2 separate regions of the Homo sapiens genome follow, and region 1 is linked to region 2. Evidence: chromatin contacts called from ENCODE Hi-C or POLR2A ChIA-PET data. All regions are on one chromosome and are shown on one strand. The core of a region is the stretch at or near the end of the contact, and the rest is flanking DNA. Distances in the headings are between cores, read along the strand shown. Region 1 overlaps CUX1 (cut like homeobox 1). Region 2 overlaps CUX1 (cut like homeobox 1).

Evidence for each region. Hi-C counts contacts between places; a loop is a spot of excess contacts on that map. ChIA-PET counts read pairs that join two places held with the same protein, here RNA polymerase II (POLR2A). Pooled maps may share reads with other maps.
Region 1: a map of K562 shows a loop between it and region 2 (4-fold over the local background). The contact joins two enhancer-like sites. A Hi-C loop is called at or near these places in 5 of 168 maps with a recorded cell type or tissue (CD14-positive monocyte, K562, gastrocnemius medialis and 2 more) and 6 of 50 pooled maps. POLR2A ChIA-PET finds 5 or more read pairs at or near these places in 12 of 52 experiments (A549, AG04450, GM10248 and 8 more).

What each region holds. Positions count from the first base shown.
Region 1 is chr7:101,897,978-101,905,742 of GRCh38, reverse strand. All of the region lies in intron 1 of CUX1 (cut like homeobox 1), which reads right to left. Among named protein-coding and RNA genes, the nearest start is that of CUX1, 84 kb to the right of the region's middle. RefSeq lists an enhancer at 4,903-5,402. Within about 2 kb of position 5,554, at least 8 of the 41 ENCODE cell types and tissues checked have a DNase peak (open chromatin) inside an H3K27ac peak, as active enhancers do; they include gastrocnemius medialis and prostate gland, where a contact is called at or near this core.
Region 2 is chr7:101,852,523-101,859,575 of GRCh38, reverse strand. The region is part of intron 1 of CUX1 (cut like homeobox 1); the gene reads right to left. Among named protein-coding and RNA genes, the nearest start is that of CUX1, 38 kb to the right of the region's middle. RefSeq lists an enhancer at 2,525-2,654. Within about 2 kb of position 2,980, at least 40 of the 41 ENCODE cell types and tissues checked have a DNase peak (open chromatin) inside an H3K27ac peak, as active enhancers do; they include gastrocnemius medialis and prostate gland, where a contact is called at or near this core.

The DNA.
Region 1 (7,765 bases), core at 4,305-6,804, 44 kb before region 2:
GGCAGCTGGCAATGCCTTCCCATCTTGGAGATTAGGGCCGAATGAACAGAAGGAAACCTCTTGGCCAGATCTCACGGCGTATGGTGGCTGTGTTTATTTATGGTGTGGTTTTCTCACCACGAGGGTGGATCTTGGTCCCCAGTACCCTGAAGAAGAGAGGATGTTCCGGGTCTAGGAGAGGAAAGAGGTGTCTACAGCATGGTGTGGAGGGAAGGGTACTGAATTTCTGATCCAAGGGACCAGCGTGAACACGGATTCCCACTGCCTGTCGGGTGAACAGAATCTGGAGTCTGTAAGATGGGCGCAACGCCACCTCCTCTGCTGTTTCCCACAACGCATACAGGGATGCAGAGCGGTCTGCTGTGGCTGTCGCTCCAGCTCCCTTGGCCCCACAGATGAGGGCAGAGAGGCAGCAATGAGTCCCAAATTGGGAGAAGAATGAGCATGCTTGGAAAACAGCTTTGTGCACCTAAACTCCTAAAATCATAGTGCTTTTCCTGGGTAGGTCACATTTTCCACCAAAATCAGAGGGCAGGAAAAGACCTGGTTCACTTCCAGTTGCCATAGTTTATACGAGACAATGTCTGGCTACTACAAAACGAGGGAGAGAGGTTCTGAGCCCCCCACCCAGAGACACAGCCTTGGGTAGGTCACCTGGCTCTCACCCTCCCCAGCTGAGTGATCCAGGCAAGTGATTTAATGTAAAATGGGGACACCCTCTGATACATACTTCATAGAGCTGCTATGAGGATTAAGTCACATAAAACGCCCAGTGCAATGAGCGTGGATGTCAGTTTCTCTTCCTCTTGCTATTCAATCTGACTCCACCTCGTATAAAGATTACGTGCCCATGTTCCTTTAATTCTCAAAATGGGGCCAGGCGCAGTGGCTCACGCCTGTAATCCCAGCACTTTGGGAGGGCAAGGCAGGGGGATCACCTGAGGTCAGGACTTTGAGACCAGCCTGGCCAACATGGTGAAACCCCATCTCTACTAAAAATACAAAAATTAGCTGGGTGTGGTGGTGGGCGCCTGCAATCTCAGCTACTTGGGAGGCTGAGGCAGGAGAATCGCTTGAACCCGGGAGGCAGAGGTTGCAGTGAGCCAAGATCACACCACTACACTCCAGCCTGGGCAACAGAGTGAGACTCTGTCTGAAAAAAAAAAAAAAAAAATTCTCAAAATGTTATTATACATTTGATATGTATCAGTATTTCTTGATTCTGAGAGATCATTTGATATTAACTCCCAATCACGGAAATTCAAGTGAAACTTACAAGCTGCGGCCTTTCCATGGAAATGCTATTCTCTTGAATCTGTTCAGCACACCCCCAGAAAATGAACAGAAGTACAGTACTGACTTAGGGTAGACAGTAGGGGTAAAAAGGGACAGAGGCGGAGACAAAATTTCTCAGTATATAAACATACAAATTTTATTTTTTTGGAGACAGGGTCTCACTGTGTTACCCAGGCTGGAGTGCAGTGATGCAATCACAGTTTACTGCAGCCTCGAACTCCTGGGCTCAAGCAATCCTCCCGCCTCAGCCATCTGAGTAGCTGGGATTACGGGCGCGTGCCACCATGTCCAGCTAATGTGTGTGTGTGTGTGTGTGTGTGTGTGTGTGTTTTGTAAAGACACGGTTTTGCCATGTTACTCCTGAGCTCAAGTGACCGCCCCCCACCTCAGCCTCCCAAAGTACTGCCATTACAGGTGCGAGTGACCGGACCTGGCTAAAATTTTGATTTTAGACCAAGTGAACACGTTACCTATTCAGAAAATAAGATTGAATAAAAAATTATAATTTGGTCTATGAGTATAAAAGCTACGCGTACAAAGTTTTCCTACAAGCCTTTTTTATAAATCTCTCAGGACTGAGAGATTTCCATCAAGAATCAAGAATTTGTTTTTTTGTTTTTCACCCCGTCACAAACCCACTCTGCGAAGATGAAAATGCCAGATGTATCCAACAAGCATTGCACTCCATAGAATACTTGCTAGACGCTCATTTAAACGGTGAGATGTGAGAGACGCTGTCTCGGAGACGCATAATGACATGTAAGGCGGAGCAGGTGCCGGGGCAGGCCACGTGGCCGGCTCTGTGGCAGGGAGAGGGGAGGATAATTCTCAGCCCTAACGAGAAGGGCTCTGCTTTATGGATTACTCAAACCACATGACATTACTGATATTTGACCATTTTTGAGCTACAAAAAAATGTCCGTTTTATAAGCAGTATTCTTTACTGCTCTGTTGTGGCTGTTATCTCAAAACAACACATAATTCTGCCTGCCAGGCTCAGCCTTGTAGGCACACGCAGTGCTCCCCACTACAATCTTCGGCTCTGCAAGGAGCCCAAAGGACCCTAATTCCCCCGACCCAGCCAGCCCCCTAGGGTACGGTTCTTGGGGTCTGCTCATCTCCATTTGCCTGGGTTCCCCATAGCTTTCTCCCGGCCATCTTGCCTCCTGTTAAAGTGGGACCTCCCCCGCCACCACCCGCCTTGTGTAGGTCACTTGTTTTCTACCTCCTGTGTTCCCCCATACCAGGATGGGGAGGGGCTACTGAGGTCTGGCCGGCTGCTGACCCTGCCCCTCCTCTTGGCCTCGGGGTCAACCAGGGAGAGAGGCAGCCACAGGTGGTTTGCTGATCTGGTCTTACAGATAAGGAAACCGAGGCTTCGCATGAATGTGACTCACCACTGAAACAAATGCCCGGGAAACAGGCCCCTTGACTTCATGCCTTCTATTATTCTTTTTATACTTAGCATACATCATGAGACATATGGGAACTTGTTAAAATTAAGAAACATCAGCCATTAAAATTAAGAAATATCAGAGGGGTGTGGTGGTGCACAACTGTAGTCCCAGCTACTCGGGAGGCTGAGGCGGAAAGAGCCCACGAGTCCTGCCTGGACAACACAGCAAGACCCCATCTCTTAGAAAATTAAAAGATGCCCATGAAGGTTGATTTGGGCAGTTGATGGCTAAGATATTAATTCCTCTGCCCAGCTCGATGGCACTGCCCCACTGCTCCGTCTGCAGGACAGAAGACGGATGTCAAAGACAACAGACAGGTCCCAACTCCGCACAGCTGCATCCGGCACAGAGAAAGACTTGGGAGATTTGTAGTGGGTTGACCCTCCAACCAATTAATTGGCTCCAGGGACCAACTAATGAAATGAGAGGGATGAATGGGAACTGCACTATCCAAAATGGTAGCCAGTGGCCACATGTGGATTACATTTCATCTAAGTTAAATTTAAAATTTGTTCCCTCCATTCCAGCTGCCATACTTCAAGGGCCCAACAGTTACATGTAGCTAGTGGCAATTATATTTGCTGGGGCGGGTAGAGACCATTTAATCAACACAGAGAGTTCTAGGGACAGTGCTGGCCTCCAATGACCCCCAGGTCCTGAGGATAACGCTATTAACCATTGCAAGGGAGGTACCGCCCCATTTCACAGACTGAGGAAGCTGATGATCAGATGACTGACCGGCTTTGTCGAAATCATAGCAGGAGAGGTAGGGCCTGGATTTGAATCCAGATTCGGCCGACTGTCCAACTGAGGCTCTCTGCAGAACACCATGCCACCATCTCTTCCCCATGCCTCTAGCTGAATGCAATTCCCTGTCTCCATGAAACAGGGGGCGAGGTCATCAGTGAAAAACGAGACGGGGCAGGGAAACCGTTGTGGCTGAGTCTCAAAATAGTCCTGCCACTGCCAAAAGGAATAGCTCTGATCTCATCTGCGCTGGTAAAAATGTTTTCCTCCTAAAGTATTTGTTTCAGAAATAAGCCTTTAATTTGAATGCTTTCAGAGCCAACATTTCTGTCTGCTGAAAATATTTATTTCTATTGTTTGGCAGGAATCAATTTGTTAGGGCACCAGCCATTCTGGCAAGGGCTCCCTTCCCCTTCGCGAGGAGAACACTGGCAGGGAAGCCACCCGCGGGCCTGTGGCTCACTCCCTGTTGGGGTTTCTCAGCCACTAACATCTGCCCGGGCAGACACGGGCTGCTGGGGAACAAAACAAACCACCTAGTGTGTGTGTGCCCGGGACATATACGCTTTGGGGGGTCCCTGGGAACGTACAGCTGGGCCTGGTGGGCCACTGGCTGCTTATAACTTGCAGAATTAAAATAGATTTTGTGGCCAGGCACAGTGGCTCACACCTGTAACCCCCGCACTTTGGGAGGCCGAGGCAGGTGGATCACCTGAGGTCAGGAGTTCGAGACCAGCCTGGCCAACATGGCAAAACCCTGTCTCTATTAAAAATACAAAAAAATAGCCGGGCGTGGTGGTGCAAGTCTGTAATCCCAGTTACTCGGGAGGCTGAGGCAGGAGAATCGCTAGAACCCTAGGGGCGGAGGTTGCAGTGAACCAAGTTCACACCACTGCACTCTAACCTGGGCGACAAAGCAAGACTCCGTCTCAAAAACAAATAAAAACAGATTTTGCTTAATTATTTTGCAAGTAGAAGAAGGCTGGTGACCCAATATTGGGTGATTTTTTGTATAGCCCTGTTTCTTCCAGAGCTGGGCCCGCCCTACCCAGGGGCATTACTGGGCCCTAGGAAGCAGTAGGGGCATTTGGGGTAGACCAGGTTCCATCCTGGATTCAGCAGCTTCTTGTTATGGGAACTTGAGCAAGTCACCAAGACTTCCTGAGCATCGATTTTCCCATTGGTAAAATATACCACCTACCTCACCTCCCAGGGTCGTTGGAAAACTATGTGATATATAAACAGAACAAGACATACTCTTCTAAGTTAAAAAAAAGTTCCAGAGAGATAGTAGTTATCATTGTTAGATTCTTCAGTGATTAAGTATCCTGCAACTTACACACATTAGCTCCTTTTCCCATATGCTCTGGGGTTCGGATGGGAGGTGGTGCCTAAGAGAAGGATCCTGCAAGTTAAAAGCTATCACAGTTATAGGTGAAGTGCTAATAACTTCATTTTGAAACTGTCAGGTTTGGCTTTTTTTTTTCTTCTTCTGAATCACAGCTGTGGCTTGCACTAGACCTCTACCTGTGGCTGTGTTCCCTTCTCACATTTTAATTAGCAAATAAAAACTCCAGAAAGCTCTCAAAATGTTTCTGCCTGGATTTTACAAGGAAAAGTTAAAAGATGCCAACTGGCTCCTGGGAAAAAACCAAACTAGTAAGAGGCATCTATCAACAAGGCAGAGCAAGTTCATCCGGAGAGCTTATGCCAGGCCAAGAAATACCATCTCGGAGCCAGCTTTGATTTTATTTTTGCAGTTAATTTTCAAGATTTTCGGTGCCGCATTCAGCGAGTGAGGTTTACAACATCCTGCCATTGGCTGAGAGCTGCTGCCAGCCAGATGGCCCCGCAGAACGACACTCGTATGGCAGAGAGAGCGGGCGTCGCAAGTGATTCCTTCGCTGCCTCCTGGCACCGGTACCGCTGGCTGCCACCAGGAAACCTGGGTTCTGGGCACCAACAGGTTACACTACATGACAGCTCCTGGTGCCAAGAGCGGAGATGCGATTTTAAAGGGGCCGCGTCAATCCTCAGTGAGTTTCACTTCTAGCTCTGCTGGACATGAGGGACACCGGCAGAGGGAAGAGGCTGCTTCATGGGCTGCCCAGAAGTGCTGCTAGTCTCCCCATTCTGGGCGCTGGAACAGTGACTCCAGCTGTCAGCATCACCCCATCCTGTCCAGGGCGCTTTCTACAAGATAGCTGAGGGGCTCTTTAACTTAGACTCTGTAAAGCTAGCTAAAGAGCTATTGCTAACCACCTAAACTCGCACTAAATGAAGATACACAATTAAGAAGCACAATTACAGCTCCTGCCGCTATGTGATGGGGTTCTGGCATGAATTCCCATCCAGTGCCCTCGGCTGGGGCAGCTCCCCACACTCTCCAAGTTCACACCATGCTCGATGGCCCCCTCTTCATCCTAGGTCTCTGTGCCAGGCCCCTGGAGGTAGGAAATTCATGCCAATTACCAAGCTTTCCTGATCCCCCTGTGACTCCTCCAAGTTCAAGTTCTCATCACCGGTTTTTCTCGAACTCTAGACGTGAGTTCTTATGTACACAGACATCAGGACTTTTTCTCTATCAAACTCAGCAAAATGACACCACCTGTTTTGGCCCAGGAAGGACATCTCTCTATACCTGATGTTCTCTGTATGCTGGGCCTCCTGTGACTTCTTTATTTTTTTATTTTTTTGAGACAGAATCACTCAGACTGGAGTGCAGTGGCACAATCCAATCTTGACTCACTGCAACCTCTGCCTCCTGGGTTCAAGAGATTCTCCTGTCTCAGCCTCCCGAGTAGCTGGGATCACAAGAGTGCACCACCACACCTGGCTAATTTTTTTTGTATTTTTAGTAGAGACCGGGTTTTGCCATGTTGACCAGGCTGGTCTCGAACTCCTGACCTCAAGTGATCCACCTGCTTTGGCCTCCCAAAGTGCTGGGATTACAGGCGTGAGCCACTGCGCCCAGCCTCCTGTGATTTCTTGAGGACCAACTGGCAGGGAGGGGATTGTGATCTGGTTTGAAGGGCAAAAGGCCGCTCAGTAATGTGGGATCTATAAGGACCCACTCCACCCCATCACCATCTTATCACTACCACCCAGGGTCTGGACCCCAGAACACTGCCCATGCAGCAACAGGAAGCAACTTGGACCAGGCAGCCTTGGTGATGCTCTCCAGCCACTTCTCTGCCCACGAGGTTCCATCACAGATAAGAAGCCACAGGCAGCCATGCACAAATAGCCGCCAGTGGACGGGGCTCTGGGATGCTGCACCTATGTGCACCAACGCCTTCCACGCCACTCAGTATGTTATTCTTCCAAGCTAGTGTAACTATAAAGGAAATTAGCCGGGTGCGGTGGCTTATGCTTTGTAATCCCAGCACTGTGGGGGGCCGAAGCAGGCAGATCACCTGTGGTCAGGAGTTCGAGACTGGCCTGGCCAACATGGCAAAACCCTGTCTCTACTAAAAATATAAATATTAGCCAGGTGTGGTGGTGCGTGCCTGTAATCCCAGCTACTCAGGAGGCTGACGCAGGAGAATCACTTGAACCCGGGAGGCGGAGGTTGCAGTGAGCCAAGGTCGCGCCGCTGCACTCCAGCCCAGGCCACAGGGCAAGACTCTGTCTCAAAAAAAAAAAAAAAAAAAAAAAGACACAGAAATGGAAAGAAACAAGAATAGTCTCTGAAGGAATCCTGAAGCAGCTTCAGTGAATAAAGTACATACAGGAAGCCGCCCCAAGAAGAGAAAATAGGATAAACTAAGAGGGAATTACGAGCCTGGCACTGAATGGCATTGGAGACTTCCCCGTCCCGGCGGCTGCCAGTTCTTCTCCTCGTCCCCACTGCTTTAAACACGGGGAGCCCAGAGCCAGTGAGCTGCTGACCTGTCAGATCTGACTTCTGGAATAAAAATGAAAAGGCCGAGTGGCAGCCGTAACATGGAATTTCCTTGTTTTTATTAGTTTAAGGCTCTTAAAGAGTGACTTTTACATTGGGGAAAACTTCTCAAATATGTACTACTTGAGACTTAGATCCAGTTACCTCTCACATGTTTTCAATCATTCTGCTTGCCAATTTTACTAGATATCAAAAGACATTTGCGGTTTAAAGCAGGGGAATGGGTCCCCCCCAACCATTCCCCACTCCAAGTACATCTGCGCTCCCTGCGGTGACTCTTCCCCCTAGATCCCTGACCCCTCGGGGCTGCCAAAAAGGCCCACCGGGGTACCGGGGGTGCTACTGGATCCACGCAGGCAAG
Region 2 (7,053 bases), core at 1,731-4,230:
ATACCTGACAGTAATAAATACAGTTATTTGGGAAGAAAAATAGGGAGTGACCTTACAGCTCCACTGAAATAGGCCAAATACGGGAAGCTTGAGGCGGTAGGAAATGGAAAAGAACAGCTAATATTTGGCAAGCTTCCTTGATGATCAACAAATTAAAATGTTAAGGAAGCAATTTGTTGAGAAAAGATATTTTTAAAAGAAGCTGAATCACGCAGGTTCAGCCCCGGATACGGTCAATTGGTAATTTTTAAATCATTTTTTAAAAGTTAATGTGTTCAGCCTCTAGAAATGGCATTTGAGACATCGCTGAGTTAATCATAAGCCGCCTCTCCCCCAGCTCAGGTGCAGGGAGGGATGCCTTTGCTGAGTTACTCTAGGGCTCTGCTCTCAACCCCAGGCTCAGCAGGGACTGCAAACCCAGCTCTCATGGGCAGTGCCTTTAGTGACAAGGGCATAAACAAAACTATAGCCTGAAGTCGAGCTAGAGTTTCCAAAGGCCCTCTGGTTGCCGGTCCATTTTCAATCATTAGCCACCTGACCTACTTCCAAATCTAGAAAGCCAAACAATACCGGATTTCTTCAATTAAAATACTGCTGGTTTTCACAACGCATGAAGGGAAGACTTTCTTGTGATTAAACAGCCATTCCCTGGGAGACCGAGGGAAGCGGATCACCTGAGGTCAGGAGTTTGAGTCCAGCCTGGCCAACATGGCGAAACCTAGTCTCTACTAAAAATATAAAAATTAGCCGAGCATGGTAGCGAGTGTGTGTAATCCCAGCTACTCAGGAGGCTGAAGCAGGAGAATCTCTCGAACCTGGGAGGCGGAGGTTGCAGTGAGCTAAGATCGTGCCACTGCACTCCAGCCTGGGCCACAGAGCAAGACGCCATCTCAAAAAAAAAAAAAAAAAAAAAAGGCATTCGCATTCTAAGGGCCAAAGTATACCCTCACTAAACCACCACAGCTCACAACTAACTCACTCAACATAGGGCTCACTGAGCATTTGCTGTTGTGGGTGCTAAGAACAAAGTCATTGTTTTCAGAATTCAAACATTCTTTCGGGTGAGAGGAGTGGAAGACACAGGTTTTATAAGTAGGGGATCATGTGCAGATAAGTCATTGAAGAAGAAAAAGTCAGGGAAGGCGGGAGGGACCAAGAAGGGATGGGTGAGGATGGCTCCTCTGAGAAGGGGACATGTGAGCTGAGACCTAAGAAAGTAAAACCTAACCATCACAAACCAAAGTCGGCCTCTAAAATGGGATCCCCACCACCAACCCCAAAACCAGATACTACAATGCTCTTGGCCGGGTTTTTAGCCATGTGCTTGGTTAGCTGCTGCTTAACTTTATTCTTAAGGAATCTACATACTGCATTTTTTTAAAGCAGGTTCCCTGGTAAGAAACCCTACTCCTCAGAAACAACAAAAATAGTATGTTCTGTTTTCTCTTTTTTTGAGACAGAGTCTCGCTCTGTTGCCCAGGTTGGAGTGCAGTGGCACCATCTTGGCTCACTGTAACCTCCGCCTCCTGGGTTCAAGTGATTCTCCTGCCTCAGCCTCCCGAGGAGCTGGGAGTACAGGTGCGTGCCACCACATTCGGCTAATTTTTGTATTTTTAGTAGAGACGGGGTTTCACCATGTTGGCCAGGCTGGTCTTGAACTCCTGACCTCAAGTGATCCTCCCACTTCGGCCTCCCAAAGTGCTGGGATTACAGGCGTGAGCCACCACCCCCAGCCCTTACTGTTAAATGACCATGATGAAGCTGATTTCTACAAATACACCAGGAGGAAGAGCTAAGGGGGGAAAAAAATTCCCTGCAAAATAAAACGAAACAAAGCTCCTTGCAATTATGCAAAGCTATAGCACAGCTAAGTTATTCTGAGCTAACTCAACCTAGAGGGGTGACGGCCTGGCAAAGGGGGTCATCCGACCCAGCCAGACAAGCTCCGTCTTTCCCTTCCTGCTTCACTCATTTCTGAAAAGAACAGTTCCAGTTTAAAGTAACCCAGCAAATTCATCCTCAACGGGTGAAACCCCATCCTCGCTTCACCTGACTCAAAGCGTGCGCTGCTTTAATTCAAAACAGCTGACTTCGGAGGCCTACAGTCCTCATTTTTCATCCGTCCCCATCATACCAAAAGCAGACTATGTAAGTAAGAGCGGTGAAAGGCCTTTCTGTGCTGAAAACATATTTTATGTATTGAAAAGTACTTGGTGGCCACGCATCTTAACTCCTGAAGAAGAAAATAGTTATTTCTTTTTATTTCTGCAGATATTTCAAAAATATGATAGGTATTGAATGCTAGGCCTGTGACAGGCAAAATGCCCTGTAGGAGGTGCCCGGGTTTCAGAGTCAAGCACAGCCCCCAATCAGATAAGCAGAGGCCTGGGAGAGGGAGGACATCAGGACCCACGTGACGCTAACACCGGGCGGGGTAAGGGCAGGAACATGGCGCAGGCCCAAAAGTGGCCCGCGGCGGGTGGTACGGGGCAGGACAGAGTCCACCTGCTGGAGAGGATCTGAAGGGCCTCGTCCTAACAGAAACAGGAACCGGAGCTGGGCAGGACTTCAGAGGCTGAAGGATGGGAGAGGGAGGGTGCGCCCAGGAGGAGGCACAGCTTGAGCAGAGGCGTGGCTGCATGACCGCGGAGGGAGGGTTCACACCCGGGGCCTGTGGTACGGCTGGCAGGCGTGGGAGAGCCAAGGTGGGGACACAGAGAGGTCAAGGAGGCCGAGGCCGAAAAGGGACCACAGAATTTGGCTACAAGAAAGCAGTTTCAGTTTAACGATGACAAGGGAGCCCGAGTGAAGAGGAAAACCTGTCAACTCCTCGTGAAAGTCGGGAGGGTTTCTGCGTAGAAAAAAACAGCGTTCAGCAGCTCAGTTGGCTGCCGTGAAGTCATCAGAACTAGAGGAAGAGTTGGACTTGCTCTAGTGAGGACAGCTTTTGAAGTCACTAACCACAAGGAGGAAGCCTTCCCCTCTGGGCCTGCAGGAAACAGATTGCGTGGCTTTGTCTGTCCTGGCTGGGGAACGCATGACACGCTGAAGGGTTTTCCAGCTCTAGGGAAGAAAATTCATCTTTCTGTAAAGTCCACTTCGTCTTCCATTATCTACCAGACTTCTTGATGGGACCATTTTTAGAGCCTTCAGTGAAAGAATGGAAAACACTAACTTGGATAAACAATTAAGAGTAGGGAGGGAAATAGGTGAAGACGCAACTCTGATGAAATAAACAAACCGCAACCGTGGAATAACATTCTGGTTATTATGGGTCGTGATTAACGGCTCCCTGCGTTGATGGCTGAAAACTTGTGCTTTACTGCACACTTCCAGCAGAATTTAGCTGCTTTTTTCTTTCTTGTTTCCTTTTTTTTTTTTTTTTTTTTTTTTGAGACAGGGTCTCACTCTGTCACCCAGACTGGAGTGCAATGGCTTGATCATAGCTCACTGCAGCCTTGACCTCCTGCTGGACTCAAGCGATCCTTCAGCCTCAGCCCCCAAGGAGCTGAGACTACAGATGCACGCCACCACACCTGGCCAATTTTTCTTATTTTTTGTACAGACGGGTTCTTGCTATGTTGCCCAGGCTAGTCACAAACTCCTGGGCTCAAGTGATCCTCCCGCCTCAGCCTCCCAACGTGCTGGGATTACAGGCGCTAAACCAGCACTTAAGCTGCATTTTTTTTTTTTTTTTTGAGCTGGAAACTCCTTCTACCGCCCAGGCTGGAGTGCAATGGCACAATCTTGGCTCACTGCAACCTCCGCCTCTCGGGTTCAAGCGATTCCCCTGCCTCAGCCTCCCGAGTAGCTGGGATTACAGGCGTCTGCCACTGCGCCCAGCTAATTTTTGTATTTTTAGTAGAGACGGGGTTTCACCATGTTGGCCAGGCTGGTCTGGAATTCCTGACCTCGTGATCCACCCGCCTTGACCTCCCAAAGTGCTGGGATTACAGGCATGAGCCACCGCGCCCGGCCTTAAGCTGCTTTTTAACACATGGGGAGAACACAGAGAAAGTACCAAAATGAATGTTGTAACTCAATTCTAAAATACGTGAAAATATACTGAAGACTCTTCCATTGCATCATCTTGTAAATTCAGGTGAAATCCTGCCTGTCCCTACCTAGGCCTCATTTTCCTTATCAACCTATGAGAAACGACCAGGCATTTCTTGGGTCCCCAGCACCCTGGAGAAAGAGACCACTCGGAGGACACGGCCCCTCACCTCATGGTCCCCCTGGCAGGCAAGGCCACCGGGCCAATTAATGGAAGTCAGTGACCAGCAACTGGAAGGGCTACAGGGTTTGGGAGGAGATAGAGCCTCTGAGGTTGGAAAGGCGGCCAGGGTTTCACTGGGAGGCAGGGCCTGGGCCAGGCTCCAAGGGACGGGGTCCAGCCCCCAGCAAAGCATCAGCACACACTTCAGCAGGAGGTAAGATGCCACGGCACTGGGGAAATTTTTAAGCAAGAGGGAAGAGGATGCATTAACAGAGAAGAGGGAGGTCACCATTGTGGGGCATTGCAATCCAAATTGAGTCCAGGCCGGGCGAGGTGGCTCACACCTGTCATCCCAGCACTTCGGGAGGCTGAGGTGGGAGGATCACTTGAGGTCAGGAGTTTGAGACCAGCCTGGTGAAACCCCACCTCTACTAAAAATACAAAATTAGCTGGGTGTGGTGGCACATGCCTGTAGTCCCAGCTACTTGGGAGGCTGAGGCACAAGAATCGCTTGAACCCAGGAGGCGGAGGTTGCAGTGAGCCAAGATGATGCCACTGCACTCCAGCCTGGGTGATAGAGTGAGACTTCATCTCAAAAAGAAAAAAAAAGAAAGAAAACTGAGTCCATTTTTAGTCCTTTGAAGTGTGCAGGTGTGTGTGACTAAAAACAGGCAGAACCATCACTGTTGAGAATGGGGTGCCACAGAAATGGGAGACAGGGTGTCATTTCTTACTCCAGCAATCGGAGGAGGCAACTGTTAGGAACAGCCCCCACTGGCTGAGCAGTGGCCAAGAGGCACCTCACTTTATGGAGGGGGTCCCTTCCAAACACTAAGAACTTAGGAAGTTCTCGCCACCCAGAGATAAGGGAATGGAGATGCCCAACCCCTAAATGATGGAGGCAGGATTTGAGCCCAGGCCTCTGGTGCCAAAGCCCCCACTGCTTCCTCATCCCATCACCACCAAACAGGCTCCTATGCTTAGGAGACTGGCTTTCTGAGCATTTCATAAAGTTGCTCTGCAGACAGACTCCAAACTTGTGTTAATCATATGTTACCCGCTGGCAGCCCGGCTAGAAGGCGCTCACAAAAGATGACTTTGAAAGACAAAACCAAAACCGAAGTGTTTCCTATGAAACTGGTATCATCACACACAGCCTTGCCCCATGCACACATTTCAGAATTGTCCGACATCCAGTTCAACATGGCAGACGATCCTGTTTGCTTTGGAACAGAAAGGTATAAACTCACCTGACAAAGAGGACAGGAAAGCAAGAACAAATGAAAAGCCCCCAAAATCTCAGAAGCTGGAAAGCGCTGGAAAGCACTGGAAAGCCGAAGCCGCCTTTCCAGACAAGCCTCAAGATGGAGCAGGCCGCCTGCAGCAAGCAAGCTCATTCGAGCTGCAGGACTTGGAGGCCGGGCAGGTGTGCAAAATGCCACTGCGGTCAGGTCCCTCCTGCACTGTGGGCAGAAGACTGGGGTTTCTCATGACCATGGGCAGGGGGCTGAGTGAATATCCCAGCACATGCCCCAGCCTGGTGCCTAGAAGACAGGTGGTCAGACTAACAGTTCCCAACTGCACCACCCAGCAGGAACACTGAGGGCTCCTTGCTAGAGAAACTGACCAGTCCAAGAGAATGAGCCACTGATACCCATGCCTGGGGGCTCCCCGCAACTAGACACCTGGGTTAATTACTTACGGTGGGGGCCACCAAAACTGCTCTTTACCCCGACACACACACACACACACACACACACACACACACACACCCTTTCTATTGCCATGCTCTGATATATGAACAAACAACAACACGTCACTAGGCATTTGAGGAAACCTCTAACTGGGACCAAAACAAAGAGGGAAACGAGGAAAACAGACAAAGCGACAGGACAAAGGCTAAAGAAATTTGGGTCTAGCCGCACAACTGGGTTTAAGCATCAGAGAAAATAAATGGACCACAGTTATAACAGACAACCTCACAGATAATGTTGCAGTAACTCAAGTTCAAAAGGCAAATCCTGCAAGTCTATTGCAGAATAATACCATTTTTATAGAGCTCAAACTCAGGGAAGAGTAATCATATACTACTTAAGCATCTATTCATGGGTGCAGAAAATACATTATTTTAGGCAAGAGCATAATAAATACACTACTTAGGATGGGTCACCTGTCCCAGAGAGGGGGCAGGGAATAGGAGGTGGGAGGAATATACAGGTGGATGCAATTGACTGGCAAAGCTCTGATTCTTAGGGTTGGGTGGAGGGTTCCTGGGTGTTCACTGTATTATATTTTGCAACCAAAATGCATGGTATGCAACTGTTTATATATTTTTAAAAAACATTTTACAAAGTAAAGACAGTAAGAATTCAATGCAGAGGCCAAGCACAGTGGCTCATGCCTGTAATCCCAGCACTTTGGGAGGACGAGGCAGGTGGATCACCTGAGGTCAGGAGTTCAAGACCAGCCTGGGCAACATGATGAAACCCTGTCCCTACTAAAAATACAAAAAACTAGCCAGGCATGGTGGCATGTGCCTATAATCCCAGCTACTTGGGAGGCAGAGACAGGAGAAATGCTTGAACCCAGGAGGTGGAGGTTGCAGTGAACCAAGATCACTCCATTGCACTCCAGCATGGGCAACAAGAGTGAAACCTCATCTCAAAAAAAAAAAAAAAAAAAAAAAAAATTCCAACGCAGAGAACAGAAGAAAACTTTTTTAAAATTTTTTTATTTGTTGCAACAGGTTCTTGCTCTGTCGCCCAGGCTGGAGTACAGTGGTGTGATCTCGGCTCACTGCAACCTCCACCTTCAGTGTTCAAGCCATCCTCCCA